Regions from separate parts of the Homo sapiens genome. Here region 1 is linked to region 2. A link is a loop called in an ENCODE intact Hi-C map of the cell type or tissue named here. Cell type or tissue: adrenal gland. All regions are shown on one strand. Each heading gives the region's core, and the rest is flanking DNA. Links, peaks and the distances in the headings are about the cores only.

Region 1 (15,652 bases), core at 2,786-10,785, 140 kb after region 2:
CAGTTCCTGACAGGCCAATGTGAGTGTTAAATGAGTCATTACAAGGCCAGTAACATTAGCTGTTATTAACGACCATAGACTATGACACCAGGTAACATGACTTAAACAGAACCTGTTTAAAATTTCGGCTGTTCCAGGTTTTTGCTGCTGTAAAAAACCACTGACGCAAACAGCTTTGTACATATAACTTTTTCTATATTTTTCTAGGGATGGATGACCAAGAATGGGATCACTAGGCCAGGAAGTTTGGACATTTTTAGAGCTCTTGACAAATTCATGCCAGATTTATTTCAGAAATGATTGTTACAGTTTACACTCCCACCAATAATACATGAGCGTGCCAATTTCACCATACCCTCACCAGTATTGGGTGTTAGCATTTTCTTATTTCTTTTTCCTATTTTGACAGGTTAAACTCATTGAATTTTCACTGCTATGGAAGCAGAACCATTTTCTGTGTTTATTAGCTGTTAACATCCTTTTTGGGTTGGCTCGTCTTTAGAGAACACACATAGCCCCTTCTTGGGTCAATTAGGAAGACAGGACTTGGGTCAATTAGGAAGACAGGACTTAGACACAGGAAATAGTAAACAGTGTTAACACAGAGGACAGCACAGTGCCAGAGTGGGTGGAGGGGACTTGGAGGAGGGGGAGGGGGCTTCCTTCCATCCAGGCCACAGCCCTTTCAGTTCCCCCCACCTGATTATTAAGTAAGTAATTAATCCAAACTTTTATCAGGTACTGTGCAGGGCTTAAAAGATAAATGATTCAGCCATGATCCCTCCCCATCAGAGTGCTTGTCTGGCAGCAGAGATGGATGAGCAAACAGACAGAACATGGGGTGAGAGGGGTTCTGATGATGGAAAGGCAGGGTACAAAGGGAGCAGAGAGGAGAGCACACAGTGTAGCTCAGGCATGGAGGCAGAGCAGTCCCCGATTGCTTCCAGGAAGAGGTGGCCTGTAAGCTGGGGCCTGAGGGATGCATTGGAATTCACTAGTGAAATGGGGAGGGCAGAGAGCACCAGGGAGAGGATGCAGCCTGTGGAAGGTGAGAAGGGAAGCAGAACCCTGGGGGAACTGTGAGATGTTCAGTCTGGCTGGGCAGTGCAAAGTAGAACAGCCAGAGAGATTGGCAGGGGCCGCACATGTAAGGCTTAAGCAATCCAGAAATTGTCTGGAGGGAAGTAGGGAGCTATGGAGGGTCCTAGGAAGGGCAGGGTTATGATCTTTTATTTTATTAAAATCACAGTGACTGCAGTAATGGAGTGGAGGATGAGGGTGGAGTGGGGGAACCTGTGAGCAGGCTCTTACAACAGCTGAGGCCAGAGCTGAAGGGGGCCTGGATCAGGGCAGGGGAGGTGGTGCAGACCCTCTTCTCTCCCCACCCTGTAGGATCCTAATCAGCTTCATGGTACAGATTGAATGCCACCTCTTCCGGATAGCCCTTCCTGACACCCACCCTCCAAGTTGTGCTTTGAGGCTGAGGCTGTGCAGGGCCTGGCATGCAACAGTCAACTGCCTGCCCACCAGCAGCTGACCCTGACCTCCCCCTGCCCCATGCCTCTGGACCCTCCATCTGTTCCCCGCACTGGGCTACCAACTACTTTCTTTCATTTTTTAAGAATAAATTTATTGTTTTCATTAAGCAGCTGAACAGCATTACAGAGAATTTGGAAATCAGAGAAACAAAGACAAAGACCAAGATTGGCCCCAGCTGCCTCCTGCCTTGCTCCCAGCCTCCCTCTGGGTGTGGCTCCCTGAAGCTTTCTTTTTCTGACGCAGGTTTTTATTTTTGCCTCCTTTGTAATCATAGTGTCCGGATAGTTTTGGGTCCTGCTCTCTCGCATTTGCTTTGTGAAGAGCTAGTTCCCATGTGACCATGGGGTCTGGGCAACTGTCTTCTTTTTAAAGACAGGTTCTCACTCTGTCACCCAGGCTGGAGTGTAGTGGTGTGATCATGGCTCACTGCAGCCTCAAACTCCTGGGCTCAAGCGATTCTCCTGCCTCAGCCTCTCAAAGTGCTGAGATTACAGGCATGAACCATGCCCAGCCCAGTCAAATCTCACTTTTTAATGTCTGTGGGTTGGGCTGGGGCGGGGGTTGGGGGATGGCCGTAAGTTGCTTTACTGAACCCTTCTGCCTTGCAGTGGGTAAGTCTTGTGACATTCCTCCCTGGGCTGCCTGTCCTCTTTCTGTCCATTTGTCTAGGTCTGAAAGTCTCCAGGTGGCAGGGCCTGGCACCTGATGTACACCTTCCTCAGTACCCCCTCCCTCAGTTCCCCTCTCTGGAGCTTGCTGGGCTGGCCTCAGAGACACCCTTCTGGGACGGAGTGATAAACAGACCCGGTTTCAAGTTCAGACTCAGCTCTGTGACCTAAGGCAACTTGCTTAACCTCTCTGGACCTCAGTTTCCTCATCTGTACAACAGGTTTATTGTGAGAGTAAAATAATGGCTGTAAATATCTTGACACAGTTCCCAGTCCATTGGAAGTGGCCACCTTGGGCTAGAGGCTGGCAGAAATGAATGAGCACCAACCCTACTTGTGAAGAGTTTGAAGTCTGGTGGGGAGGACACCCGGGAAAATATAACTGCACTGGAGTGCAGTTGGCCCTGTAGTGCTGGGCCAGTGCTGGGCATCCTAACTCCATCACTTACTAGCTGTGTGATTTGGGGCAAGTTGGTCAATCTCTCTGTGCTGCACGTGCATCTCAGAGTCATTGGGAAGATTCAGTGACATGAATCATGACATATTCAACACATAGATGTTGAAATCAATGGTAGCTGGCACTTTACTATTATTATTATTGTTATTATTGTTATTGTTATTCCCATATACAAGGTGCTGTTGGGAACACAGAGGAAGTGACTGGCTGGGGGTTCAGGGAAAGCTCCGTAGAAGAGGGAACACTTGAGCTGGGTCTTGAAGGATGAGTAGAAGTTCACCAAGTGGGAAAGGACACTCTAGGTAAGGAGCCTGTGATTCCAGGTTGCACTCTGTCAATGAGGGTTTGTTCTTTGGGGGATTAAAGCATTGTGTTCGTCCCACCTTCCCTGAGTGCCCCCGCTGCTACCCTCTGGGTCTGCCCTGGGGGAGGTGTGTGCTTACCCTCCTGTAGCGGCCTCCTGTGTCGTGGTGGCTGTGGGTTCCTCCTCACGGCAGCTGCTGGGTCCCCATCAGTCCACATTTGGGGCCACAGGTCTGTATCTGTCATTTGTGTCTGGGTTTGGTGCTGTCTGTCCGCATGTTCCTGTGGCTGTGTTTGTCAGCATTGGTATGCAGTGGGCCTCCTGGGCTCCACTGTGGGGGTCACCTTGCATGCTTCCTTGGCCTCCAGCTTCAGGCCTCTTTGGCCGCTCTCCTCCCTGGCCCAGGCGCAGCCCCTGCCTCTCTGCTCTGCTCCCCAGGGGCCTCCCACTGCCTCTTCTCCTGTCCTTTCTAGTCCCCTCTACATTGGGCACTCAGAGGGGCCTTTCTCAACCACAGATTCTGTCCCATCACCCACTGCTTCAAGTCTAGCCTTCAGGCCTAGGAGTCAGGGAGCAGCCTTTAAGGTCTGGCCCCAGCTGCTGGCTCCAGCCTCATCTCCCATCTGCCAGGCAACACCGAACGCTCGTGGCTCCCCTCACACTGTTGGGCTCCTCGCCTGGGGGGCCTTTGCTCAAGCTGTTGCTTCTGCTGGGAATGCTCCCACTTCTTCTCTGCCTGGCTAACTCCCACTCATCCTTTAAGACCCAAGGCAGGCATCACCTCCCCTGGGAAGTCCTCCCTGATCCTCTCCAGGCTGGGTCAGGTCCCTGGCTCTGGGCTGCTAATCCCTTACATGGGGGGCAGGAGCAAGTGCCTTGCCCAAGATCACACAGCTGGTGAGTTGGAGTAAAGATTGGAACCCGGGTATGTTGGGCTGCAAACAGAGCGGGCTGTTCCACAGTCCTGGTGAGGCGACAGTGGCTGGGACTGTTGGAGAAGAGTGGGTGGGCTTGAGAGAGATTTTGGAACTGGAATCCTGAGGACATGGCTGAGATGGGTGTGAGGTGAGTGGGGAGGGAGGGCGAGTGTGGTAGATCACTTTGTGTCTGCAGGAGCATCTGGGCAGATGTGTGGTAGATCACTGTGTGTCTGCAGGAGCATCTGGGCAGATGTGCGGTAGATCACTGTGTGTCTGCAGGAGCATCTGGGCAGATGGGGATGTCCCGCTGTGAGCTGGGGGTGACCAGACCAGGTGCATGGCATAGGGGAAGACTAAGTCCAGCTCAGGCCTGCAGAGTCTGAGCAGCCCAGGAGTCGGCCAAAGGGACTGTCAGGGAGAGGCCTGGCTGGAGGTGGGGACTTCGGGCTTGGCTGGTATTTAGATTCTAAAGTGGTTGGGCCACCCAGGGAACTGAGGCTGGTGGGAGAGAGGGGGCTCCCGCTCTGTCCTGAGGAGCTGAATTGGTGGGGAAGAGAGGCTAGGGACTGTAAAGGAGGCTGAGAAAGTGAGGAGCCAGGTGTCATGGTACACAGGCCTTCTCCAAGGGGCCAGGTGGCAGGGAGGCCATGGAGGACAGGACTGGAAGGTGGGCCATAAGCTTTGACCTCAGGGAGGCCACGGTGGTGTGTGGTTGGCCTTATAGGTGAGAGTTCTTTGCAGAAGCTTATGGCTCACTTGTCTGCTTCCTTCACTTAGCTTGGGGCTCGGGGAGGGCAGAGTTCTTTCCAGTTGGCTCAGGTTCCCCAGCGCTGGTCCCAGTTTGGCCCAGAGGATTTGTCCAATATGAATGGATGGACAGATTGATAGATGGGCCAGCTGCCATCAGCAGGCCGTTTTCTGGAAGGGGCGTTTCGTTCATCCGCCCATCCACTGTTTTTCACCTTTTAGAATAAGAGAAACAAAATGACATTTGCTCCCCTGTAAGGATCAGCCCTGTGTCTTGGGGCTCACAGTAGAGAGTCTTGGCTTTTGTCGTGCTTGAGGCCTGGCCACCAGCGTGTTTCCTCTGCCCATTCTGGTATGCACACTCAACCCCCGGGTGGCTGTTCTGTCTCCACCCCCTGCCCTCACCAGGTCCTCAGATAGTCCCCTCTGCTTCACTGCTCCCCTGGCCCAGCATGCTTCCTGCCACCTTCTCACCACCAGCATTCCAACCCAACATCTTAGCATGGCATTCAGTGCCCTGTGTCTCCCCACCTCCCTGGTCTGCAGCTCTCTTTGGTGTCTTTGGGTGCTGTTCACTGTCCCAAGCCTGCCTTGTGCTTTCACATCTCCACACCTTTGCTGAAGCTGTGACCTCTTCCAGGAATGTCCTTCTGCCTTGTCCCTCTGTCCTGAACACACTTCTGGCCATGTCTCTTTCTGGCTTCAAGCCCCTCCCTTAGACAAGGTCTGAGTGGCTTGGCCTGGCCCTGGCTGTCTTACCCCTTCACCTCTCACCAGGGCCCACCCTCTTGTACAGGTCCCAGGGCTGCACAGGGGATACCCACCTCAAAGGCATGTTGGGAGTCTCACATGAGATGCTGTTGATGAGCACCTAGCAGTGTGTCTGACACGCAGGAAGAGCTCAGGAAATGTTTGGCCCCTGCCCTGCCTTCCCTGTGCCTGTCACACAGTAGGTAGATACCAGGACTAGGGTCACTGACTGAATCATTAAATTACTTAGAACCAGCCAGAAAATGATGCAGAGAAATCAGGCAAAGGTGGTGTGGATCAGATTAAGTGATCTGGGGCCCATCTAGGGTGAAGGGTGGCCCCTGCCTGACCAGGGGTCTGATAAGTGGCAGGATGTTCTATCCCAGCTGTGGTACCCTGGGCAAGACCCCCTCTTCCCATAGCCTCCTGATCAGGGTAGTGGCTCTGAACTTGGCATTGAACTGAACTGAAGAGGAGGAAAAGACGGATCTCCCAGAACTGTCTGAGAAGCAGCGAGGTGCAGTGGGCAGAGTCCTGGGCCAGGGCAGGAGTGAGGCAGGGTAGCCTGTTTCACCCCATTTTACAGAGGAGGAAACCTGAGGCTTAGAGAGCTAGCACCCAGCATCACATCACAGTGCTGCTTCCTGTTTCTCATGCATGTGGCCTGAGCAAGGTGCCTCCCTCCTGGTGCCCTTGTTTCTTCCTCCGTGAAATCAGGGTGAAAATTCTTCCTTGCTTGCCATCCTCCTGAGGTTCTGATGAGAATGCCAGTGGGCACAGAAGAGCTTTGTAAACTGTGAGCAGTGCTAGATAATTGTATGGGATTGTCTTTAAAGTCATTCTGATTATTATTACTTCATTTATTCATTCCATTATGCAACTCACATTATTGATAACCTCTGGGCCTGGGTGCTGGGGATACCCAGATGAACAGGACAGGTGTATCCAATTCTCAAGCTCCCTGCCCCCAGCCGTGGAGCCTCCTTACCCTGGCTTTACATCTCGGTCCCCTCCACATTTCCCCCTGTGGACAGTAGCAGGGTTGGGACAGGTCCTGAGACTGCTGTGTGAGCGGGTGCTCACCTGTGGGGTCGCAGCCGTGTCATCCTAAGGTAGGGTTTATTCACAAGCCTGTGGTCAGGATGCGTCATTCCCCTGAATACGTAAGGGACTGATGAGCTGGACTTCAGAGTCAGGCAGATTAGAGTGGGAATCTCAGCTCTCTGCTTACTTGCTGTGTGACCTTGAACAAGTCACTCCACCTCTCTGAATTCAGTTTCCTGAGCTATAAAATGGGAATGATAAGAGTACCTACCTGCCTTTCAGTGTCATTGTGCCTGGCACAAGAGAGGCACTTGGTAACTTGCAGCCTCCTCACCATAATTATTGTTTCGAGTTTGTTCTGGGAAAGGATATGTCCCAGGGGTCTGGAGCATTCAGGGAGAACTCCAGGCAGGAAGTACTTCTTGTGTTGGGCTGTAAGGGATTGGTGGGCAGAGGGAAGAGCATCTTGGTGCCTGTGGATGGAGGAGCAGGGGGGCTGATAGAGGGCAGGAGCTGCCCCAGCCACCTGAGGAGGGTGCTCTGACCCAAACTGGCCCTCAGGCTGGGAGTGAGGGGTAAGGACATTTGCATATAGATATTGAGCCATTTGCATATGGGCATTTGCTCTTCCAAAGACTAGGGTTTGCAAAGCAAATTCCCCAGAGGAACCAGCTTGAGCAAATCTGATTTCTAGTTTTGACTGTGGCACCTTCGCTTTGTGGCCTTGGACAGGTCTCCTCCTTCCCCTCTCTCTGAGCCTCAGTTTCTTCACTGATAAAATGGTATAATAATACCTCTTGTGCCTACTTTCAAGTAAAGATCACAAGAGATAATTCATCTAAAATTTCTTTCTTAAAATATTGAGATTAGATTGTGTCCTTATTGAGGGTTTTCTCCCGAAGCCCTATAGCTACCATTCCAATAGGGGTTTCTCAAGCTCATAGAATCAGGAAAAGAGGTTGAAAGCACTTCATTTTGGTCTTTCCTGTCAAAATAAACAATTTCATTTAAGCAATAATACCAGTTAGGCAAGTGATTTCTGTAAGAGAGAGATACGAGAAACTTGACAGGGAGCAAGACTTAATGGAAACCCTCTGTGAGGCATGGTCCCTGTAAGTCACTTCTTGACTTACTCTAGGGTAGCAGGAAGACAAACCTTCTGGAAGACTGAGATAGCCCTGAAGGCCCATCCTTCATACTGCCCTGGTTGAAAAGGCCTTCTAACCGCACAGGCCTGCCATGGAACTTGCCAGAGGTGAGGGCCACCAGACAGTTTGTCACACACTTTTACCAAAGAGCCGCAGACTGCCCTAGCTTCAGCCTCTTCAGCCCCCTCCATAACCACAGCATTCTCATCCACGTCGTTGTAGGTCAGATGTTGCACGTGACATTGAACAACCACACGTGGCCTGTTTCTTGAAGATAACTTTCCAGAAGTACAATTTCTTGAGTCAAAGGGCAATAATCATTTGGGTCACTGTAAATTGTCCTGCCAAACTGCCCCTCAGAAAGGCTATATCTGGTGACCTCATGTTGCCCCCTGATTTTGAGAAGGATGTCCGTACTCAAGGGGTCAGGGGGCAGAAGAGCAGGGATCAGGGATGGGCATTTACAAATTTGCTGCAGTCCTCCCCAGTTTGTCTCTGGACTTGGGGGGCCTTCTGTATGGAACCTACGGGGTTGGCACAGCAGCCTGGGGCCCTCCTGGGGGATGGAGATTGGTTGGCCAGCACTGGGGTGATAGGGGTGGGAGCTGGTTGAGAGTACTCTGGTCTGGATGTGACCTTTGCCCTATGGGGCCCACTAAGGGGGGGTGGTGGGGGTGTCACTGAATTCCAGGTTTTTCAGCCTGGAGATGTGGCTTCCTGGCCTGGTGGGAGGCCTGCTGTGCTGTGAGGCTGGGGGACCCACGGGGACATGGATCCCAGACACTGGCCCTGACTTGAGTGGGCGCAGCTGAGGGGTGCTCGCCCCAGGCCTTGGGGAGGGCTCTCTTCCCGGTGACAGTCGCTCTCTTCCCGCAGGATGGCCGAGCCTCGATTTAACAACCCCTACTTCTGGCCCCCTCCTCCCACCATGCCCAGCCAGGTAAGACTGACGTCGCCCCTCCGGCTGCCCTACCCTCCTTGGCGCTGCTTCGCTTCCCCTGGGTTTTGGCTGTGGCCTGCGGGGAGCGGGGTGAGGAGCGAGGGGCTCGCGGGTGGACCAGCGGGCCTGGGCAAGGGGCGGGAGGTGGTCCAGACCTCCTCAGCCCGTCCTCTTCTTCCCGCAGCTGGACAACCTGGTTCTGATTAACAAGATCAAGGAGCAGCTGATGGCCGAGAAGATCAGGCCGCCTCACCTGCCGCCCACGTCGGCCTCGTCGCAGCAGCCGTTGCTAGTGCCGCCGGCACCCGCCGAGAGCAGCCAGGCCGTCATGTCGCTGCCCAAGCTGCAGCAGGTGCCGGGGCTGCATCCACAGGCGGTGCCGCAGCCCGACGTGGCGCTGCACGCACGGCCGGCCACCAGCACCGTCACAGGTAGGCCGAGCGGGCGGGGCCGGCGGGGCCGGTGAGGACTGGGCAGGAGGGGGCGGGCGTAGCGGGGGACTTGGTGAGGATGGGACCCGGCTAGGTAAGAGCAGGGCGGGCAGGGCCTAGGGGTAGGGCATAAAGCTTGGAGTGGCGGGGTTGGCCACGACGAGCCACAGCACCGGACTTCCAACGACCCAGTACTGGAAGGACCCTTCTCCCCCCAGTGGACACGACAGGAGCCGGTCACTGCCCCATGGGGCTCACCAGGAAAGTTAGGTTCACATAGAGAACTTTGGAAATCACGAGATTCTTTGGGAATCCAGAGAACGACCCTGACCAGATTTAGGGGGTAAGAGAAGACTTCCTTGGAGGAGCCAAAAGGCGAGGAAAGGTTGGCAGCAAACCAGGGAAATGGGACAGGAAGAGGGAACCGCACAGGCGGAGGGAGTATGTGTGTAGGAAGCAAGAGTAGGACAGACCGTCTGGGGTGGGGAGGCCCGGAAGATGGTGGTGATGACAGCTAGCTCCAGTCGAGCGCCTGTGTCTGTTCACCAGTGTTCATTGTACTCCCAGCAGCCTGTGAGGTGTGTGCTGTTGGTATTAGGTGGAACACTGGACCGTTTTGACTTAGAAAAACAGCAGTTTCATGCAGTTCACCTTAATGTCTCTATTCAACAGATGAGGAAACTGAGGCAGAGAAAGGTAAAGCCACGTGCAACCACGGTTTACAGCTAGTAAGAGGCAGAGGCCGGCAGTGTGGCTCCAGAGCCTGTATCTTCACTCTGTTTTGATGCTGAGTTCTGCTGAGGCTTCGAGGAAGCAGGGACCAGATTAAAAAGGGCCCTGTAGGCCACACAGTGGTTTGGACTTGACCCTTGGGCAGTGGGGAACCACTGAAGGTTTTTAAGTAGGGGAGGAAACACTCAGATACGGGTTGAGAAAACCGAGTCTGGCTGCTAGGTGGAGACCCGGTTGTCAGGGGGTAAGCATGGAAGCAGGGAGACCTTCAGGAGTGTGGTGGCCTGGGCAATGCCGTGGTAGTGGGAATGGAGAGAAGTGGACAGATATGAGATACATTGTGGGAGAAGAGAGGACAGGATGTAGGAGCATGAGGGGAGGGAGGAGGTGAGGGAGACTCCCAGGGCACCGCCCTTGTGATGGAATCCCCGGAGAAAGAACAGGGTTGGGGAAAGATGTGAGCTCAGTCTTGGATAGGTTGAGGCTGGGGTGCCAGGCGGACATCCTGGGATAATGTCAAGGGGCTGGAGCCACCGGAGGCCTCCTCGGAGCTTGGTGGATAGGCTTTCTTGGGAGACCTCAGTGGTTGGGCCTTTGTTCCTCCCCTGTCGCCCCTGCTGCTAGGCAGGTGCTTCTGCCTCTCTCCTTCTCTCCTGCATTTTCCCAGAGTGACCCAAGAATTACAGGGCCTGGTAAACCTCTCCAGGCCCCAGCCGCACTCTGTATGTCCCCTGTTATTATGATTTTATTAAATTTATTTTTTCCATTATAAAAGTAATATTAAAAAGTAATATAAGCATATTAAGGGAAATTTGGAAAAAAGAGAAACTAGCAACAAAAAAATCATTCATAATCCCCAGCTCCCAACTGAGCAGCTCAGAGAGGCTGTTGGTCCATTTCCTTCCTTTGCCATATTTTTGGCTTTTCAATGTTCATGTGTGTTTTGCTGAGCTTGTGGTAGGGCTGTACCCATGATTTTAACTTGCTTTTCCTACTCACCATTCTGTCATAAACATATATGTTCCACTTTTTATTATAAAGGTAATACATAGTCATTATAGAAAATTTGGAAATTGCCGATAAGCTGAAAGGAGAAAAAATAGCCTTAATCCTACTATTGTTAAGAATTTTCATATGTTTATAATTTATTTTATTTTGTCCTTTAATCACAGATGTTAAAAATGGATAAATTCACCAGGTAAAAGATTCAAATAATACAGAATCAGATAGACAAAGTATGAAAATCTCCTTTTACCAAAAAATTATTCTCTTTCCCTAGAGAGAACCACAATTAGCAGTTTGATGTGTCTCCTCTCAGATCTATTCCTGTGCGTTTACATGCACATATATCTTGTCCAAACTACGTATGTAGTTTGAGTGTGTGTTCTTTAAAATAGATGGCCTCGTATGTCTGTGATTTGCTTTTTTCACCTGACAGCTCATTTCGACCTTCTCTCTGTGTCACTGTATCACATCGATCTTGTTTTAGTGGCTGTGCAGTTCTCCCTAATGAGAGTGGACCACAGCTCTTTACAAAGCTCATGCTGAGGACAAACAGGTTGTGTCCAATTTTGTCTGATCACAATTTTGTATGGATATGTACACACATCTTTGTGCTCATGTGGGAATATTTCTTTATTGTAAATTTCTAGAAGTAGAATTGCTTGGCCAAAAGTTGTATACATTAAAATTTATTTAAATTAATTATTTTTTTTAAGAGTAGGGTCTTGTTCTGTTACCCAGGCTGGAGTGCAGTGGTGTGATCATGGCTCACTGAAGCCTCGACCTCTGGGGCTCAAGTGATCCTCCCACCCCAGCCTCCCTAGTAGCTGGGACTACAGGCACACGCCACCACACCCAGCTAATTTTTGTAATTTTTGTAGAGACAGGGTTTTGCCACGTTGCCCAGGCTGGTCTTCAGCTTCTGGGCTCAAGTGATACTCCTACCTCAGCTTCCTAAAGTGCTGGGATTACAAGCGTGAGCCGCCGTGCTTGGCCATGTTTAAATTTTAATGGCTGTTGCCAGACTACCCTTCATTAACATTAAGGCTTCATTAAGGCTTTGCAAATGTACACTCCCACCACCAGTGTATGATATAAAACATTCTCCTGCCAACTTGACATTATCTTTTTCAATGCACAAATTTTTAGTTTTTTTTTTTTTAAAAAAACATAGAACCACACAATAGGTACCATTTTCATGATTTTGTTTGCTTCAGTTGATATTATGTTTCTAGTCCTATCATTTTTAAAAGAATAACTTTTATTACAGAAGTTTTTAAAACGCTCATTGTCAAAGAATCAAGCACAGTTAAGCCTCTTTTTTTTTTTTTATTACTCCTGATCTACTATCCATATCACATTTTGGCACGTTCTTTCCTACTTATTTTTTTGTGTGCATACATACGTAGTTTGCTTAAACAAACATAACCTCCTTTTCAATGGGCAGTTCAGTAGAGGCAATTAATTGCTGTTTACCGAATCCTTCCCTAATGTTGCATATTTCAGTTGCCTCTAAAATTTTGCTGTTATAAATAAGACGGCAGTGAACTTCTTTGTGCCTCAGTATTTTTCTATAGTTTGAATTTTTCCAAAGTGCCCCTGTTATCTAACTCAATTTAATCTTAAGGTGTCTAAGGCATCTTACACATGCACAAGGTCTCATTTAGTTACCCCTGGGTAATAACTTATGAACGTTAAGGGGATGCTCGCCTGCCAAAATCACATAGCTGGGTGGGCAGCTGAGCTGGCCTCTGCAGCTCCGCTCACCCCTGCCCCCACCCACCTGTCTTCGCAGGTCTGGGGCTGTCCACCCGGACCCCGTCTGTGAGCACTTCTGAGTCAAGCGCGGGCGCGGGCACGGGCACGGGTACCAGCACCCCGTCCACACCCACCACCACCAGCCAGAGCCGCCTCATCGCCTCGTCCCCCACCCTCATCTCAGGGATCACCAGCCCCCCTCTCCTGGACTCCATCAAGACAATCCAGGGCCACGGCCTGCTTGGCCCCCCCAAGTCCGAACGCGGCCGCAAAAAGATCAAGGCGGAGAACCCGGGGGGTCCGCCTGTCCTTGTAGTCCCCTATCCCATCCTGGCCTCGGGCGAGACTGCCAAGGAGGGCAAGACGTACAGGTGGGGGTCTTGGCGGGATGGGGTCCGAGTGGGCTTGGGGCTGGGGCTTGAGCCAGGGCTGCTCCAGGAGCCCAGCAGCGGGGCTGAAACAGGACCCTTAGGGCTGAGGGGCAGGGCTAGGGTCCAGAGGGGCGGGGCCTTCTGGAGAGCCCCACCCACATCCCAAGTCCCAGTTCGGGGAGGGCTGCTGGGGAGGGGAATAGAGGCTTGGACCCTTAGGTGTGGTCTGTGGCTGGCAGCCACCCCCACAGCCTGGGGTTGTGAGAGTCGGTTTCCTCCTCCCTTTAAGCAGTGTTCTCAACCCTGGCCACCTTAGAATCACCTGAAGAGGCCGTGCACAATGGCTCATCCCTGTAATCCCAGCGCTTTGGGAGGCCAAGGCGGGTGGATCACCTGCGGTCAGGAGTTTGAGACCAGCCTGGCCAGCATGGTGAAACCTCGTCTCTACAAAAAATACAAAAGTTAGCCGGGCATGGTGGTGCGCCCCTGTAATCCTAGCTACTCAGGAGGCTGAGGCAAGAGAATAACTCGAACTTGGGAGGCAGAGGCTGCAGTGAGCCGAGGTCGGGCCACTGCACTCCAACCTGGGTGACAGGGTGAGACTCTGTCTCAAACAACAACAACAACAACAACAACAATTTTAAAGAATCACCTGAAGAGCTTTCAGAAAATGCGGATGCCAGGGCTGCATCTCCAGGAATTCTGAGTTAATTTTCTGAGGATGGAAAGTATGGAGGGTGGGGCAGGCGTTGGTATTTCTTAGACGCTCCCCAGATGATTCTAATGAGCAGCCTGGTTGAGAACTACTTCACGTGGTAGCGCCTCCTGCCCAGAACCGTGGGATATAGCCCTGGGCAAACCCTCACCAGGATCAGGCCTGTCTTCCCTATGAGGTGTAACCTATGCTCCAGGCTCTGTAATGTTCCCCCAGGCAAGAGCTTCCTCCTCCAGATTTAAGGGTGCCCAGGCTGGGAGACTGTCCCCTGTCTTTCCCAGGTGGTCCTGTGCTTCTTGGGCTCATCACAGGAAAGACCTGTCCCAGGTGCAAGGTCTCTCTGATGTAGAAGGCCTCCCCTGAGATGGACAGTCTGGGGGATCTTCCCACGTGAACCTGTCTCTTGCTCCGCAGGTGTAAGGTATGCCCACTGACCTTTTTCACCAAGTCAGAGATGCAGATCCACTCCAAGTCGCACACAGAGGCCAAGCCCCACAAGTGCCCGCACTGCTCCAAGTCCTTTGCCAACGCCTCCTACCTGGCCCAGCACCTGCGCATCCACCTGGGCGTCAAGCCCTACCACTGCTCCTACTGTGATAAGTCCTTCCGGCAGCTCTCCCACCTCCAGCAGCACACCAGGTGAGTGGCCTGCCTGCTGCCCTGCTGCAGCCCGACTCAGCTCAGCACCCGTGGCCTGGCACATGGAGCCAGTGCAAGGAGGGGCAAGGACCTTCTCCAGGTGCCCATTGCCCTCGGGGTCACGGCCCTTGTGGACCTCACTGGCCTCAGCTGTTGTTACTGCACCCCGTCCCCACTGTTTCTCATCTCTAGGTCTTTGCACATGCTGTGTCCTTTACCAGAGAGACACCCCTCTCCCGCTTTTCCCTGTTTCTCTGGCCATCCCCTTGTCCTCTCTCAGTCTAGCTTCCTCCAGGAAGCCCTCCCTGATTGCTCTAGCTGGGTGAGGGACCCGACCTCTGTGTCCCCACAGGGCTCTGTGCATGTCCATCATAGCAGTGGTAGGCTGTCACGCCCGTGTCTCTTTATCTGCCCACCTCACTCAATCTACTGGGAGTTCTTGAAGGCAAGAGCTCAGTCTCCTCCATTTCCATATCCCCAGTTTGTGGCACAAAATAAGCAATTATTAAATATTTTGGAATAAATATAACTGGTTTTTACAGAGCATATGATTCATCCATTTAACAAATACTTATAGAAACTTTTACTCTATGCCAGACACTATTCTAGATGTTGAGGATACAGCAAGGAAGAAAACAGACGAAAATCTCTGCCTTCGTGGGGCATACAGTCTAGTTGAGTGTGTGAAAGGGAGACTCAAAGCTATAAATGCTTTAAGAAAAATTTGTGGCTGGGTGCGGTGGCTCACACCTGTAATCCCAGCACTTTAGGAGGCTGAGGCGGGTGGATCACCTGAGGTCAGGAGTTCATGACCAGCCTGGCCAACGTGGCGAAACCCCATCTCTACTAAAAATACAAAAATTAGCTGGGTGTGGTGGTGGGCGTCTGTAATCCCAGCTACTTGGGAGGCTTAGGCAGGAGACTCGCTTGAACCCAGGAGATGGAGGCTGCAGTGAGCCGAGATTGCGCCATTGCACTCCAGCCTGGATGACAAGAGTGAAACTCTGTCTCAAGAGAAAAAAAAAAAAAAAAGTTTGTGCAGGAGGGTATAGACATCAGAAAGACTGGCTCACCAAATAAAAATACCATTGGTATTTTTAAAAACAAGCCAAAGATTACCAAGATTGCAGTCCCTCTGTTCAGAGGGGAAGCAGCACCGTTTTCTCACATGACGATGATCATCTGTGTGAGCATTGTCACGTGTTTGCCAATATCAGCATTGTAAAAGTCAGGGATAAAACTGGTTTTTGTTGTGGAGTTTGTAATTTACAGAAAGAATTCAAGGTTTTTTCTGTTTTGAGGACTAATACTATACAGAAGGGCTCTATTTTTTTGAGACAGAGTCTCACTCTATTGCCCAGGCTGGAGTGCAGTGTCATGATCTCGGATCACTGCAACCTCTGCCTCCTCAGCTTCCCAAGTAGCTGGGATTACAGGCGTGTGCCACCATGAGAAGGGCTCTATTTTTTATTTGCTTTTTTTGTTTT
Region 2 (15,652 bases), core at 3,171-11,170:
CTGTGAGCTGGGGAAGAAATAATGCAGAAAAATAGAATCAAGGAAGAGCTGGAGGGAATTCTCTTTCCTGAGTTTGATTTACTTGTCAAAGTGTATGGTATACCATTCTCCTCTTCATCTAGCCATTCTCTCCACAAATGTTTACTAAGTGCTTTCTCTGTGCTAGGCACTGGGGACAAACAAGTAAACACACAAGTCCCTGCCTTCATACTGTTCATAACTTGGTTGCAGAGAAACAGTAAGATTGAGGCTAGGACTTTTTAGCCACTCCTGCAGGGCTCTGAGGGTCTAAATCTGTGCTGTCTGTTATGTTAGCCACCGGCTTCCTGTGGCTATGAGACACTTGAAATGTGGCCAGTCCAAATTGAATGTGTTATAAGTGTAAAATACACCCTAGATTTCAAAGATGTAGTTCAAAAGAAAAGATTGTAAACGATTTCAATAATTTTTAAATATTGAATATTGATTTTAGTATTATCATTGGATAACATTTTGTATGTTTAAAAGAAATAAAATAAATAATTAAAATATATTAAATTAATTTCACACATTTCTTTTTAAATTAGTGAAATTAATTTAAATAATAGATTTTACTTATTTTGGCTATTAGAAAATTTAACAGCCAAAATATGGCTATTAGGAAATTTAAAATTATCTATTAAATATACCTCACATTATATTTATGTTGGACCTCACTGACTAAATCTGTATTCCCTACCAACTTTATCTCTCTCAGTGACTTTAATTTTAGTTAATGAAAGGTTTGTTTTTTTTTCATTGAAAGTAACAGAAACCTTGAGGGGAAATGAAAATTAAATGTTAGGGGAATTGATTGCAAGGGCCTTCTGAATCAAGGCATGGTTGATTGAGCAGTCTGGGCAAGGAGCAGGCTCGAGGGGCCTTCGCAGCAGAGCTTCACAGGCATTAATGTGACCGGGCTCCATTTTTGAATTTGACATCCCACATTCCAATTTCTGAGAAGACAGACTCTGATCAGCTCAGTTTAAATCAGGGTGTATCTACTCTGGATCCAGCTGCTACGGCTATGGGAAGAACGCACTGTGAGCTGCCTACTGCTTTTTTCCCACCCTTACCCTCCAGCCACTATGTTCCCTAAAAGGCAGCGTGAGCTCTCCAGTCTCTAGGGGTCAGCAAACCTTTTCTGTCAAGGGCCAGATAGTCAATACTTCTTTTGCTTTGTAATTCTTAGTGTTTCTTTTGCAACTACTTCATTCTGCCCTGCAGAGCAAAAGCTGCCAGAGACAATACATAAGTGATTGGACATGGCTGTGTTTCAGTGAAACTTCATTTCCAAAACCAAGAGGTGGGCCATAGTTTGTCAACCCCTAAACTGTACTTTCTGTTCCCTCTGCCTGGACTATCCTTTCACTCCTTCCTTCCAGCAAGTGCCTAGTCATCCTTCTGGTCTCAGTTCAGATGCCACTTCTTGGAGGCTCCCCCTAACCTTCCTCTCCTGACTGGTTAGTTGCTCCTTCTCTATGCTCCCACAGACCCCTGTATCCCATACATGCACTTCTCATACTCTGTTGTCATTGTTCTTTTCTAACCACTGGCTTACTAATTCTGGGTCTCATTTGTTATAAACTCACCACCTGGCACTCCTGGCACATGGCACGCACTTGAGTGTCATTGGATGAGTGGAAGAAACCATGAACCTTGTGGTTGACACATAGTCAGACTAGATGTCCTGAGATCTTGGGTAGTGATGAGAATTCTGGGCTTTTAAAATTAGCGGCATGAGAGGCACCTCCTGTAACTCCAATACTTCAGAAAAGCATGGGGGAATGTTTTAAGATGGGAGAAGTGGAAAATTCTAAGGGCTGCAAGCCCTGGATAATGTGATAAGCCACACCTCAGCTGGGGTGAAACCAGGAGTGCACTCCTTGGAGGAGGCTTTGTGCTCCTTGGTAAGGTTCCCTGCGGAGGCCCCATCAGGCCCAGTGGGTCAGGAGAGAGACACTGTGGGGTCGAGGGCAGCCTTGGCCCATAGTCACTTACAGTTACAGTTACAGGGCAGCAGAATGGACCTTCCTTGACCCAAGGGCTTGGTGAGTAACATTCAACAGATCCTGGACAAGGGCAACGGAGGCTGTGAGGCCAAAGACAGTGCTCATGGCCTCTGCGAGGCTTTATCCAGCTAAGCACATTGTCCCTGTCGCCTCAAGAGAGGAAGGAGAGTTTCTCTTTTTAATGTCACTCTTAAATGTCACACCTTTGGGCAATACAGATCTGATAGGGCCTTTCCTGGGTGTTTTGCACAATAAGACCAAGAGTAAAAGAGCAGTGGATCTTCCCTGTCATCGTGGACCTTGAATGGCTTACCTGGGCCCCTCATGGGGATGGTGGGCTGGGGCAGGTGACCTGGGACCACCGGCGGCACGTTTTCCATTTATACAGCTGATGACCAGCAGAGTGGATGAGGAGAGCAGGGCCGGGATGGTGATCACTGCAGCTTGCAAGCCACCCATGCCTGGCCAAAGGGATGGGGCATCAGGGCACTGCAGCTTGTAAGCCACCCACGTCTGGCCAAAGAGATGGGGTGTTAGGGCAAGGGCAGTGGACTGCTCCCCCAGGGCAGGCTGTGCTTCTGGCCCTCAGCAGCCTTGGCCCACACAACACTGGGCTCCCACGACACGGAGGAGGCATGGTGCAGAGAAAAAGCAGGCTGAGAGGCAAAGATTGAGTGACCTTGGGCAAGTGGCCAATTGTTCTTCCCCTAGTGTTTGGCACTTAGAAGGTGCTGGGTACTTGCTTGTGGACCCAAAGGGAGAGATGTGATCCTAATACCACCAGATGCTTTACATGCCTTATCTTACTCAACCTGGCGAGCTGCCTCTGCTGTTACCACTTACCAGCTGGTGAAGCTGTGATGCCAAGGCTGGCTTCTCTGAGGCTAAAACGTTTATAAGGGGCAGAGGCAGGATTTGAACCCAGATCCGCATGTTGCCAGGCCTTCATGCTATCCATGTGCTTCCCCACAAGCATGCTCTGAACACTTACCGTGGGCCAGGCATGTGGCCCAGCCCCGTAAGACACCACCTGGCACGTGGCAGTCCCTCAATAAATTTTAGCTGTCATTAGGCATTACTGTTATTTCGACTCATTTGATCCTCACAGCAACCCAGCAAGGGTAGGTATTTTTGTTCCTATTTTCCAGATGGGAAATCTGAGGCTATCGTGGTGAAGTGTCTGGCCTAAGGTCCACAGCTGGTTAAGTGGCAGGGCCAAGAATTAAGTGCAGGTGGACTCTTTTCCCATGTTAGCTAAGGCGCTTAGGTAGCAGAGGAATCCAATAATACTGCCTCTGTTTATTTAGTTGAAGAATGGGAAGGAGTCATTGGAAAAGGAGTAAATGGAGGGCCTTTAAAGGACTATCCTATGGAAAGGAGGGGGTCAGAAGACAGAGCTAGGACCACCAGAGACACAAGGGGACCCATGGAAAGAAAGACCTCCTAATCCGGTAGTAGGATGGGCTGCTGCACAGATAGTGAGCTCCCTGGCACCAGACATGTTTACGCAGGGAAGCTGTGGCATGGGAGACTGCAGGAATTTTCTCTTGGTGCTAGGAGTACATGCGGGTCTCTGGGTTCTTGGCCCACAGCAGCTGCCAGCTTGCTGCGCCTGCCCTCTCTGGGACTCTGAGAAATAGGGGAGCGAGGATGAGTTGTCAGCTCTGAAACAGTCCTGTGCTCCCAGGAGAAATCCCTGGCTCCTCATTTCTTCCGTCTTCTACTTCCTCTTCCATCCCACCCCTGGCCTCAGCCTCACCAGCCTTGCTGCTTTCCCGCTGGGTTCCCTCCCTGCCTCCAGCTGTGTTTCACTCCACATAAATATGACCACCCTCCTTCCCTGATTAAAACCATTCATGGATCTGGGCGCCGTGGCTCATGCCTATAATCCCAGCACTTTGGGAGCCGATGTGGGTGGATCACCTGAGTCAGGAGTTTTAAGACCAGCCTGGCCAACATGGTGAAACCCCGTCTCTACTAAAAATACAAAAAAAATTTAGCCGGGCATGGTGGCACGTGCCTGTAATCCCAGCTATTTGGGAGGCTGAGACAGGAGAATCACTTGAACCTTGAAGCGAGGTTGCAGTGAGCTGAGATGGCGCCACTGCACTCCTGCCTGGGTGACAGAGCAAGACTCTCTCAAAAACAAACAAACAAACAAACAAACCAAACAAAAACAACCCAGGTCCGCATGCTGCCAGGCCTTCACGCTATTCATGTGCTTCCCCACAAGCAAGCTCTGAACACTTACCATGAGCCAGACATGTGGCCCACCCCAGTAAGAGACCACCTGGCACGTGGCAGTCCCTCAATAAATTCTAGCTGTCGTTAGGCATTACTATTATTTCGACTCATTTCATTCTCACAGCAACCCAGCAAGGCTTCTCTGTTGCCCTCAGGATGGCCCACAGCCCATTGCTTTGCCCTTGGTCTCACATTGGATCCTCAGCCACACAGCCTCATTGCCAGCCTCCTGTCCCTCAAACATGCTGTTCCTCCTTCCTGGACAACTTTGCCCAGCACTTACTCAGCATGCAGGTCTCAGCTTCAGCAGAACCTCCTCCAGGAGGAACCTCTTCTCTTGAGTTCCTGAGAGCCTCTCTTGTTCTCCTGAGTCCTCAACCTATGTGCTATCTTTGCCTGGTCACCATCAGCTCTTTGATATAGACCTGGGATGCGGCTGTTGTTGCCTATCTCAGTGCCTAGCAAGCTGTAGGAATTGTTGGGTAAGCGATTGAATGAGGGAGTGAGGGAGTGAAGAGCACAGTGAGGGGTCCCCAGGCCCAGCCCTCCCTCCCCACCCTGCCGGTAATGTATTTCTTTCTTTGGGACTTGCCCAAAGCCAATACTTGTCTGGACTGAGCTGGGGAAGGTGGACCCAAGCTTGTCTGAGCAAACATGGCCTTCTCTTCTTGACTGCCCCCATCCCTGTTCAGTTCTGGGCATTTGACTCCAGCCCAGGGGCCAGCCCTTCCTTCCTTCCTTCCTTCCTTCCTTCCTTCCTTCCTTCCTTCCTTCCTTCCTTCCTTCCCTCCCTCTCTCCCTCCCTCCATTCTCCCTTTCTCCCTTCCTTCCCTCCTTTCTTTCTCTTTCTTTTCCTTTCTCTCTTTCTTTTTCTTTCTCTCTTTCTTTCTCTCTTCCTTTCCTTTCTTTCTTTTTCTTTCTTTCTTTCTTTTTCTTTCTTTCCTTCCTTCCTTCCTTCTTTCTCTCTCTCTCTGTCTTTCTTTCTTTCTTCCTTTCTTTCTTGATAGTGCCTCGCCATCACCCAGGCTGGAGTGCAGTGGCACAATCTTGGCTCACTGCAATCTCTGCCTCCCAGGCTCAAGCAATTCTCATGCCTCAGCCTACCGAGTAGCTGGGACTACAGGTGCATGCCACCACACCTAGCTAATTTTTTGTATTTTTAGTAGAGACAGGGTTTCGCCATGTTGGGCAGGCTGGTCTTGAACTCCTGGCCTCAAGTGATCCTCCTGCTTCAGCCTCCCAAAGTGCTGGGATTACAGGCCTGAGCCACTGCGCCTGGCCCCAGGGGCTGTTTCCGGTTCCCCAACAACTGTCTATGAAAATCAGCCAGGCCGGGCACGGTGGCTCACGCCCGTAATCCCAGCACTTTGGGAGGCCGAGGCAGGTGGATCAGAGGTCAGGAGTCCGAGACCAGCCTGGCCAATATGGTGAAACCCTGTCTCTACTAAAAATACAAAAATTAGCTGGGCGTGGTGGTGCGTGCTTGTAGTCCCAGCTGCTTGGGAGGCTGAGACAGGATAATTGCTTGAACCCAGGAGGCAGAGGTTGCAGTGAGCTGAGATCACATCACTGCACTCCAGCCTGGGCGACAGAGCAAGACTCAGTCTCCAAAAAAAAAAAAAGAAAAGAAAATCAGCCAGTGCTTGTTGGGAGTGGGGGAGTGACGGTTGGCCAGGAGACACAGAGCCTGGGTTCACCCAGCTGTGCCATGAACTTGCTATGTGACCCTGAGGAAAACATCTCTTCTGTTTGGCCTCAGTTTCCTTAACTGTAGCAAGGGAAGAATGATCCCTACACCCATCACAGGGTAGTATGGGGACTGGAGGCTAATAAGGAGCACAGGTTTGGGAGTCACACAGCCCTGGGTTCAAATGTGAGCTCTGCCACGTAAGCAGAAAGTCATCTTAACTCTCTGGACCTTGTGTTCTTATCAGTAAAAAGAGGATAAAAATGGTATCTCCTCTTATGCTTGTTGTGAGGATTAAATGAGAGGACAGCCCATAATAATTATTATGTTAATGATATTTCAAACCAGACCTGGTCTATAATTGGATTCAACTAATCATGAGGCGTACAGGGACTTTGAGAGAAAACAGAGCATTTGAAAACATGGATTCCAGTTGGGTTTTAGAGTTTCAGAGCTGGGAAGGTGGCTTAGAAACCACCTGGCTATATTTCCCCTTGTATAATTGGTAAGAAGACTGAGATCCCCAGAGGGGGGATCTTGCCCAACATCACACTTAACCACACTATTTGGCTAGTAAATTCCTTGGGCAGAGTATGGGCTTGGGCTGGGAAGCTGGGTATTTGCTTTGGGAACCAGAAAACTTTCAAGTGGCTCAGCACCCTCCTTGGCCCACCTCTGATACCTACCTGCCCCTGTCCCTTCCTCAGTCTCATCATTCTGAGGGAAAGCTGGCCACGGTACAAGGGCAAGAGGCACTGTCGCTTGCCCAACTTGAGTCCAGAGGGCTTCCCTTGCCTCACAGTCAGGACCACCCAGGCCCCCACCTCCATCCTCCCCACCTTGGGTCTTGGGTTGGCAGCAGAGCCGAGGAGCTGAGGGTCCAGGGAGGTGGCAGGGGAAAGGGGTGGGCTTCTACTTACTGCACCGGTAGGTGGCGCCGGAGAAGTTGCAGGGGGACTGCATAACCATCAGTGGGGTGCTGGGATTTCAGCTCAGGGGAGGTGGAGGAGGCAAGTGCTCAGGGACTTCTCAGGGCATTTTATTCCTGAAAGGGAGCCAGTAGGCAGAGGTTACACCCTGGAGCAAGAGCGTTCTGGGCATCTGCTGCGGCAGGTTCCCTACTCAGAATGGGGGTTAGGAAAAGTAGGCTTCTAAGGTGGCCCTGAGGTCACACAGCATACTAAACTGATGCTGTAGACTAACATGGAATAACAATCTTTTATTAAGTGGAAAAAAACAGGTTATGGAACAATAGGCAAAGTGGTTTGATTTACGTAGAATAGACTCACGTAGAAAAAAGGCTGGTCTAGGTGCAGTGGTTCATGCCTGTAATCCCAACACTTTAAGAAGCTGAGTGGAGAGGTTGCTTGAGACCAGGAGTTCAAGATGAGCCTAGGCAACATAGCGAGACCCTGTCTCTGCAAAATTTCTTTTTAAATTAGCACGCCCAATAATAGTCCTAGCTAGTTGGGAGGCTGAGGCACTGTGATCGTGCCACTGCATTCCAGTCTGGGTGACAGAGCGAGATCCTGTCTCAACAACAACAACAACAAAAAAAAAAAAAAAAAAAGAAAAGGAAAGAAAGACTGTAAACCTTATCCTCAAAATGCTAGCAGCAGTTATCTCTGGACAGTGGCTGATGGATGATTTTTTTCCTTTGTGTCTTGTGTATTTTCCAAATTTTCCATAATGAGCATGTTACAAGAAAATAAAACGACCCAGGAAAGCAACACATTTTAAATGAGAAAATCTTTTGACCAATAATTTCATTTGTAGGAGCCTGAGGAGCCCGAGGTCCAGGGAGGTGGCAGGGGAAAGGGTTGGGCTTCTACTTACACCACAGAACACATAGAAAGATGGACAGTATGTGAAAGATGATCATATTTGTGTAAAAGAAAATGACATTTGTTTATGTGTAAGCAAAAATGCCTGCAAGACTCGCACTGACTGTTAATAGCTGCTGACTTCTGGGACTGGGGAAGAAGGAGAATGAGAATTTCTACTGTGTTTATTTTCATTTTTTAAAATGAGCACAAGTTATGTTATAATTTGTTAAAAAAGCAAACAAATAACTTTCCTAGTCTCTGCCTCTTTTCCCTGGCTCTCCCTGCACAAAATCTAGGTGTCGGGGGAATGATCAGTGAGGGTCGCTCTGGGGGCTCAGCATCATCAGGGAGGGGTTATCTCTGGTCTGTAAGTTCCCTCCCATCTTGGAGATGGGGTAGTTTCAAAATTACAGCTTGACATTAGCTACTTTTCAGCCAGAAAACATTTTCTGACATTCTCTCTGCACCCAGCATGCAAAACCATAGGACAGGATCCCCATCTTGAGATGCTCATGCCTAGTGGCAGTGGGAGACCCAGAGTCCTTCTTGGAAAGCCCAGGGTCAGTGAATCTCCTGGACCTGGATGACTGACACAGCCTGCCTTGAGTGGGACATGAAGGATGAGTAAGATTTCAACAGTAAGGAAAAGGAGGGCATTAGGTAGGGGGAAGAGTACTCCAAAAGCAGATTCATTAAGGCCAAAAATATGCTTATCATTCTCCACGTGGGATCATAAAGGTCCACATGTCTGATTCTAACATTATATGCATAGGTTGTTTTCCTCCTGCAGAGGAAGCCCCTGCAAACAGAAAGGCTGTGGTGCGTGGCCATTAGCCTGTATTGGGCTGCTGGTGGGGAGGGCTGAGTGCTGAGGATGGGGGCAAGAGTGGGACAGATCAGCTGGAAAGACAGGAGCCACCAGCAGCTGCTGTAGAGCTGCCATATGGTGTCATGAGAAGTCCCCTATCTCTTTCTATCCTCCCCATAATCTTTCCTCTGCTGCTTGTCAGGGTTTCTAAGATCCCACCATCAGCTACTCTTCCGGGAGTGGTTCCTATTATAAATGTGCATAGGTTGTAGACAGGGAGACATCTTAAACAGTAAGCCAGTTAACCTGAGGAACACCGGAGGGTAAATTTTGATGGAGGAATGAAAGAAGTGGGGAAGGACTTTCCAGGAGTGTGGCAGAGGGGGGTCCCTAAGAGGAAAGAGGGGAGAGAGGGGTACCAATGGACAAACTCCAGGAAGCTGCCTCAGGCTAGAACCTTTGCCTGTCCCTCTTGTTCAGCCGATGAGGAACAGGGATGCTTACGGTGGCGATGAAGGAGCTGTCCAGGGTCATTGGTGAGTCAGAGACGGAGCTGGGGTTTACCCAGGTCTCGACTCACAGCCCCACCCTGGTGAGAGGCACAAACCTCCAGCCTGTCTGCTTTTTTTGGTGACCTTTCAGGTCCCATATCTGCTTCTCCCTTCTCCCAGTGGCAAGAACAGTGCTGCTGGGCCCCAGGACCTCGCTTCTGATTGGCAGATCTGGCAGCTTGGTCAGGGAGGGCCTTTGACCTGCGGTATGTGGTAAGCAGAGGAAGCAGGCACAGGGGCTCAGCCTGCAGGGAGTGAGGGGGCAAGAGCCTCTTTTCTGGGGAAAAAGACTTCAAAACATTCAAACCACCTGATATCCCAGGGCTTTCTCTAGTGCCATGAAATCAGGGAACCCCCTTGGGCCATCAGTCCCAATGCTTTCACTTACCTGGGACTCCCTGCAGCTCCAGCAGCTGCCTGGGCTGGGCTTTGTCCTTGCTGTGGCTGGTGCTAGCTCTGAACTCTGTTGCCAGCAAAGGAGGACCAGGTGTGGGCAGGTATGAAGTGGCTCTGCCCTGGAGGTCCAGGCCAGCTCTCTCTTCTCCTTGGAGAGGACAACAGAGGAAGGCACCCAGCTCCTGGTGCCTGGGGTTGTTGGAACCCTCCTCTCTCCCCTTCTCCTTCTGCTCAGGCTCCAGGTTCCCAGGGGGTAGGAGGAGACACCAGAATCCACAAGAGGGAGACTGAAGTTTGCATGAAAAGAGCCGATGGCTGGGAGTCAGGAGACTTGGATCTGGCCCTGACTGTGCCCTGCAGGCTGCTGTCTTTGCATCTGTGTCTCAGTTTTCTTCTATGTAAATGGCAGGGCTGAGATCAGGGGTCTCTCATCAGCCATGTTGGGGCCCGTGATGCTGACTGGCATGCACACCCCAGGGAGGACTTCCTGATTTGATCACCCTTTTGCCCCCTCCTTCTCCTCTCGGAGGAGCTGCAGCCCCCAACTCTGATAGGCCCTCTTGTACCCCCGCAGACCTTCTTAGATGTGGGACCCTTCTCCTCTGAGCACCTCCCTCCTAAGCTCTGGCCCTGTCCCTTCCAGCCTGGCCTGTGTTCCTTTTCTTTGCCTGGGCTGGGGCCCTCTCAGTTAGTCAATCTCCCTCCCCTATGTGCTGACTGGGAACCAGGACACTTGAGTACTCATCTCAGCTCCACCATATGCTGTGTGATGTGGAGCTAGAAACTAACCCTCTCTGGGCTTCAGGTTAGACTGGAGGATCACTCAGACCCTTCCAGCATTCAGATTCGATCACATCTAGTCTCACAGTTTTGGGAAGCTCACCAGGACCTGAAGCTTTGTGCCTCTGATGCCAGCTTCCTGAAAGCCCTTCCCCAGCCCTTATCATGACATCAGGGTAGGAAGTCCCTGGGTCTCTGGTCCACAGTGTCAACCCTTCCCCCTCTTCATCTAATTTCAAGGGAGGGGGGAGCATTTTGTAATAGAAATATGATAGAACTGTTGAAATTTTTAAAGCAGATAGAAAACTGTTCTGATAGGTTGATAGGTGCAGCAAACCACCATAGCACACATTTACCTATGTAACAAACCTGCACGTCCTGCACATGTATCCTGGAACTTAAAAAAAAATAGAAAACTGTACTATTTTGTATTTAGGTTTAAAAATATATTCTTTTCATCAAGATAGAAAATAAAACAAAGAAAAATGAACACATTTCAAAATAAAAGTACTTCCCCCCTCCCCTCTCCTACTTTTTTTTGGAGGCTGTGCCTCCCTTTTGTGGTTCAGGATTATAGGAAGATTGTGTAGAATCTTTGGTGTCCCAGAGTAAGGGGAAATAACCGTGTCCTGATGGGCAGTGATAATTCAACACCTTTGTTAGTACTCCACCTTCCTCTCCCACCTCCCACCTCCCTCCTAGCCCTCTGTATTTAAGCCTGTGATACCGGGCCTTTGCAACTGACCTTGTGGTGATGTGCTTTGGGGTGGTGAACAGAGCTGGGACCCAGGCAGGAGGGGAGGAGACAGAGTGCTGCCCAGGTGTGAGCAGTCAGCCTCTCGAGATGGCCTCCCTGGCAGGAGGGAAGGCCCCATCCCCAGAACCCTTGAGCTGAGTTCTGTGCTGCCAAGAGAATGTATCTCTGTTGTTTTCTGTCCCTGCTGCCACCCCAGAGAGAAGGAGCCAGAGCTAATGGCCTTATTAGGTGCTGAGCAGGGCAAGCCGTGGGACCTAACGTTAGACTTACAGAATCCTGGACCATCAGAGCTCAGGCCCTGGCAATTAATCAACTAGAATAGATACCTAACCCTTCCCCAATAGAGATGGGGAAACTGAGGACCAGGGAAGGAGAGAGACTTGCTCAGGGTCACATGGGGCCTTTCTAACTCCACCTCTGACCCTGGGAGAAGCTTGGCTCACAATTGAGACTTGACTTACAATTGCACAATTCCGCAGTGGCGTGGAGCCTGGTTTAACCTCCCACTTTAAATCCCAGGGAGATCACAGTCCTGGTGGCTGCTGCCTGTCACTGGAGCCATCATCAAAGTTGAGAAGCATTTCCAGAGAGGTCCAGTAAAGAGACATCTGGCTTTAGCTTTGGATGGACCGGGTTTGATTTCCAGCTCTGCCGAGTACTGGCTGTGGGTCCTCTGGGAAGTGACGTTTCCCTGCTCAAACACTGAGATAATGATACCAACCACAGGGGCGTGTCTCGATGGTTAGATAAGGTGTAAAAAGGACCAGTACTTTGCTTGCTGACTACAAATGGGGGCTCCAAATGGGGTTACTGCCATTCTATCATTTTTATCTGTCCTGGGTAAGGGCTTTGTTGATCCCTCCTTCCTTCCCAAGCCTGGCCTTTGTCCCCTCTCTTCACTTAATGTGTTAAATGTGGGGTTCATGATATCAGCCTGACAACCCCAGATTCTTTCCTTCAGGAATTCTCTGGACGTGTATCAAATATATCTCTTGGAGACACCCCCATTTCCAGGAGTCCCCAGTTGATAATGCAAATTTGGCCTCTATAGTTACTTCCACACACGTGGAAACTGTGAGTAAAGCCTGGGAAGTGGCCAGCATTTCTTGGAGCTGCTGCTGAGGCTGAGTGGGGAGAAGGTGGAATGCGCCATGGAGGGGGTGCTCCGACCCCAGAGGGAGAAGGCTGAGCAAAGACAGATCCACTGAGCCAAAATGAGAGGGCGTGGTTTTAGAGCAGTCACAGGGATCTGAGAGGATGGGGGAGGGCTTGGGATACTCTAGTCTCAGAATCACCCCAGTCACTTCCCTGTGAACTGGGCTGCTCTCCATCAGACAATCAGAGACCTCTCCACCCACCCCTGCCAACAGCCCCTCTCCCATCCTCGTTCTCATTCCTCTTCCTAGAAACCCAGGCGAGTCAATGACTGGGGTGGTTCCCTCTCCCCAGCTCCAGGCTGTAGATGAAGATCCACCTGTGGCCTGCAGCCTAACCTCCCTCATTCTGTGGGTGAGGAGGCCAAGAATGGCTTAGGGTGAAAATGACTTAACAGAAAGCCAACACCAGTCCTGGGCTCCCAGGGGTGCTGTACTCCCTTGCACACTGCAGAGAGCACCCAGTGGCCTGGGAGACACAGTAGCAAATGGAAGAAGCTACTTCCCTCATTTCTGTTTGCCAGCATAATTTCACAAGCCTCTGACTCTGTGACCATGTGCGGCTCTGTGGAGGGATACTTTGGAGACAAGACAGAATAGTGGGCATGGCCCCCATGTCTCTTGCCTGAGTCACTACGTTCCTTAAAAGATAAATAAACCTAGTCCTTGCCTTTTCCTGTACAGAAGATAGTGTCTGATGGCATTCATGATTATGCCTCTGTAATCTATAGCCCAGACACACTCTTACATGCAAACGTTGATATATGATTCCGCTTTAATGTTACTTCTTTTTTTTTTTTTTTTTTTTGAGACGGAGTTTCGCTCTTTGCCCAGGCTGGAGTGCAATGGCGCGATCTCCAGCTCACCGCAACCTCCGCCTCCCGGGTTCAAGAGATTCTCCTGCCTCAGCCTCCCGAGCAGCTGGGATTACAGGCATGTGCCACCACACCCGGCTAATTTTGTATTTTTTAGTAGAGACGGGGTTTCTCCACGTTGGTCAGGGCGGTTTTGAACTCCCAACCTCAGGTGATCCGCCTGCCTTGGCCTCCCAAAGTGTTGGGATTACAGGCATGAGCCACTGCGCCCGGTGGCTTTAATGTTACTTCTGAGCAAGTGTGATGTGATTTTGCGTGTACTAAACCTCCACCACCTGTATATAAGCAGTGGGCTAAAATACTGTCCTGGGCCCGACTGATAGAACCTCTCTAAAGGGCCGCTGCTGGGCTCTAGGCCTGTCTATAGTACTCAGTAAGACTTCTAAGTAAAGTGAACTTTAATTCTTTAAAAGCTTGATATTTCTTCTTTAGTCGACAGTCTTTTCCACTTAAGTGTGCACAGCCTGTGTGTCCACATGCAGAGCCTGTCCTAACTCCCAGCCAGGATGCTTCCTCATCAGTCAGAGGTGGGATGGACCTCAGGATGGTCCTGGTCTAGGTGGTTCCATACCCGTCACAGCCCATAAGGAGAAAGACAGACTTCTTGGGTCAGAGCCAGCCCAGAGGTTCAGGAAACCCATACAGCTCCAGGCACTGACTCTGGGAGGCAGCTGGGGGGATAGGGTAGGGCCTCCTTAAGTGCACTGCACTTTACAGCTTACCAATAAATTATGTGAAATTGGTATCCTCATCTTCCATGTGGGAAAACTGAGTCCCAGAGAGGGTGGTCATTTTTCTAAAGTCACACAGTGATGGAGCCTGGATTTGAGCTGAGGTCTGTGTGGTTCCCGAGACCAGGCTCTTGCCACTGCCCCATGAGCTGCCTGCTGCCTGCTCCCAAGACTACCACCACCTCTCCTCCAGGTAAAGACTGACAGCCTTCCCTGGCTGGTAAGTTTTTGGACAGGTTTGTGGTGTGGCACTTGCCAGCATGGGATATGGGACCCCAGGTAAGTCTTGGCTTCTCTCTGAACCTCAATTTTCCTCCTCTGTAAAATGAGCATAATACCATTTACCCAGCCGGGCTGCTTTGTGGATTAGCTATGCTCATGTGTGTGCACTGCCTGGGACAGAGCTGGGTGGGCCTGTGTGTTTGTCAAAATGAATGGAACTGGCTACTGACATCTGTAACTTTAATTTAATACAAATTGATCATAACTCATAAAATGGGCAACATTTTAAATAAAAATACTGCTGGGGTGGCCCAGATTCTGGTAGTTGAAGGGTTGGGGTAGGGCTGACAATTCCTTTTGCCCAAGGGAGGCCCGGGTGGCGGGGGCAGCCATTTTAAGAACCCCCTGTGTTTAGCTCTTCCGGCTACTTTGGGATGGTGTGTTGTGTCAGAGACCCCAAGTGCAGAATCTAGGCCCCAGGACTAGAAAGAAAAGTCAAGGCCGGGGAGACATTTAGGCTCAGTCTTGCAGCCCACTCCTCCAGTTCCCACCTCTGGGCAGGGATAGAGCCAAGGGGCAGGACAACCCTAGATGTGGACTCCACCCTCTCCCGAGTTCTTCACGATTGGATGCTGTGGCAGAAAAACGCAGGTGGGGCTTGCTCCACCCACCCTAACTTCCTTCTAGGGAAATGACATTTCCCAGACTCCCTTGCAGCCAAGGTTCTGGATCTGACTTAAGTTCCCCCAAACAGAATCTCTTGTAAAAATTTAGATTTGGGAACTGAGTGAAGTGGGAGAGGGGCAGGCCTCAGGACATCTATTGGCTGGCACGGACCGTGGCAGAGGGAGCCTAGTTCTGCAGTCAGCAGCTTTCTGGCATAGTGGCTTCCTGCAGATGGGGGCAGCTTTCCTGGTCACAACAGACATGATGAATCTGGCGCTGGGAGTTCCTGGAAATTCAGCAGAGTCTGCTTCTCCAGCTCTTCCAACAATTTTGCAAGCCACCAGGGGCCAGGTAGTAAATCCTTGTCTAATTAAACCAGCTACAAGTGGCTCTTGTTTTCTGCAGCAGGATCCTAACTGAGATAGATGCCAAGTCTGACAAGGGGTCCAGCCAACAGCCCCTCCCAGTGCTTGGGTCCTAATTACAACAACTGCTTCTGGAAGCCTCCTGCACCCTAGCAGGTCACAGAGGCCTGGCTGAAGAGGGTTGGCTGGACTCTTGTTCAGAGCTACTGGGGACCTCGATCATCCAGGGAGGCTTGTCCTGCAGTTGCTTTTAGGCTAATGGGCTCTGCATCAGCTTTGGGTATACCCTCACCCTGTCCCTCGGCCTGTGGGCAGGAAGGTGGTGGCACATGACTATAATGTGTGGACTCAACTACCAGGTGCCTTCCACAGGCCACAGCATCATCACTGACCAGCAGATCAGTGGGAGAAGTAGGAACCATATAGTTCTTGGTGTGGGGGTGGCAGGAGAGGTTGGCTCTCAGGCAACCCTAGGACCAGGTACTACCTGTGACCACTGTGGACTGGGGTCAAGGGTAAATGGCCCATCACTAGCTTGGTCAGGGGTAAGTCTTAGGCCA

The links. Hi-C counts contacts between places; a loop is a spot of excess contacts. Peaks named below come from ENCODE experiments on the same cell type or tissue, not always from the same donor. Only the 100,000 strongest peaks of a DNase experiment are listed, where the experiment ranks them.
Region 1: it touches region 2 in a loop (2.1-fold over the local background); 2 of 110 quality-filtered maps call a loop at or near these places.

What each region holds. Positions count from the first base shown.
Region 1 is chr1:33,267,647-33,283,298 of GRCh38, forward strand. ZNF362 (zinc finger protein 362) reads left to right here. Exons shown (of 9, transcript NM_152493.3): 2 at 2,841-2,966; 3 at 8,454-8,517; 4 at 8,702-8,948; 5 at 12,478-12,811; 6 at 13,941-14,165. The coding sequence starts at 2,929. Among named protein-coding and RNA genes, the nearest start is that of ZNF362, 19 kb to the left of the region's middle. RefSeq lists an enhancer at 988-1,489. In adrenal gland, for the core only: no CTCF peak of the experiment used is centred there; no DNase peak of the experiment used is centred there; H3K27ac peaks cover 1,646 bases.
Region 2 is chr1:33,131,115-33,146,766 of GRCh38, forward strand. It overlaps TRIM62 (tripartite motif containing 62), which reads right to left. Exons shown (of 5, transcript NM_018207.3): 5 at 14,285-15,652. It also overlaps a transcript of AZIN2 not described here and a transcript of ZNF362 not described here. Among named protein-coding and RNA genes, the nearest start is that of TRIM62, 43 kb to the right of the region's middle. RefSeq lists enhancers at 8,812-9,411, 10,012-10,611. In adrenal gland, for the core only: a CTCF peak has its summit at 6,885 (motif pointing right); a DNase peak (open chromatin) is centred at 6,831.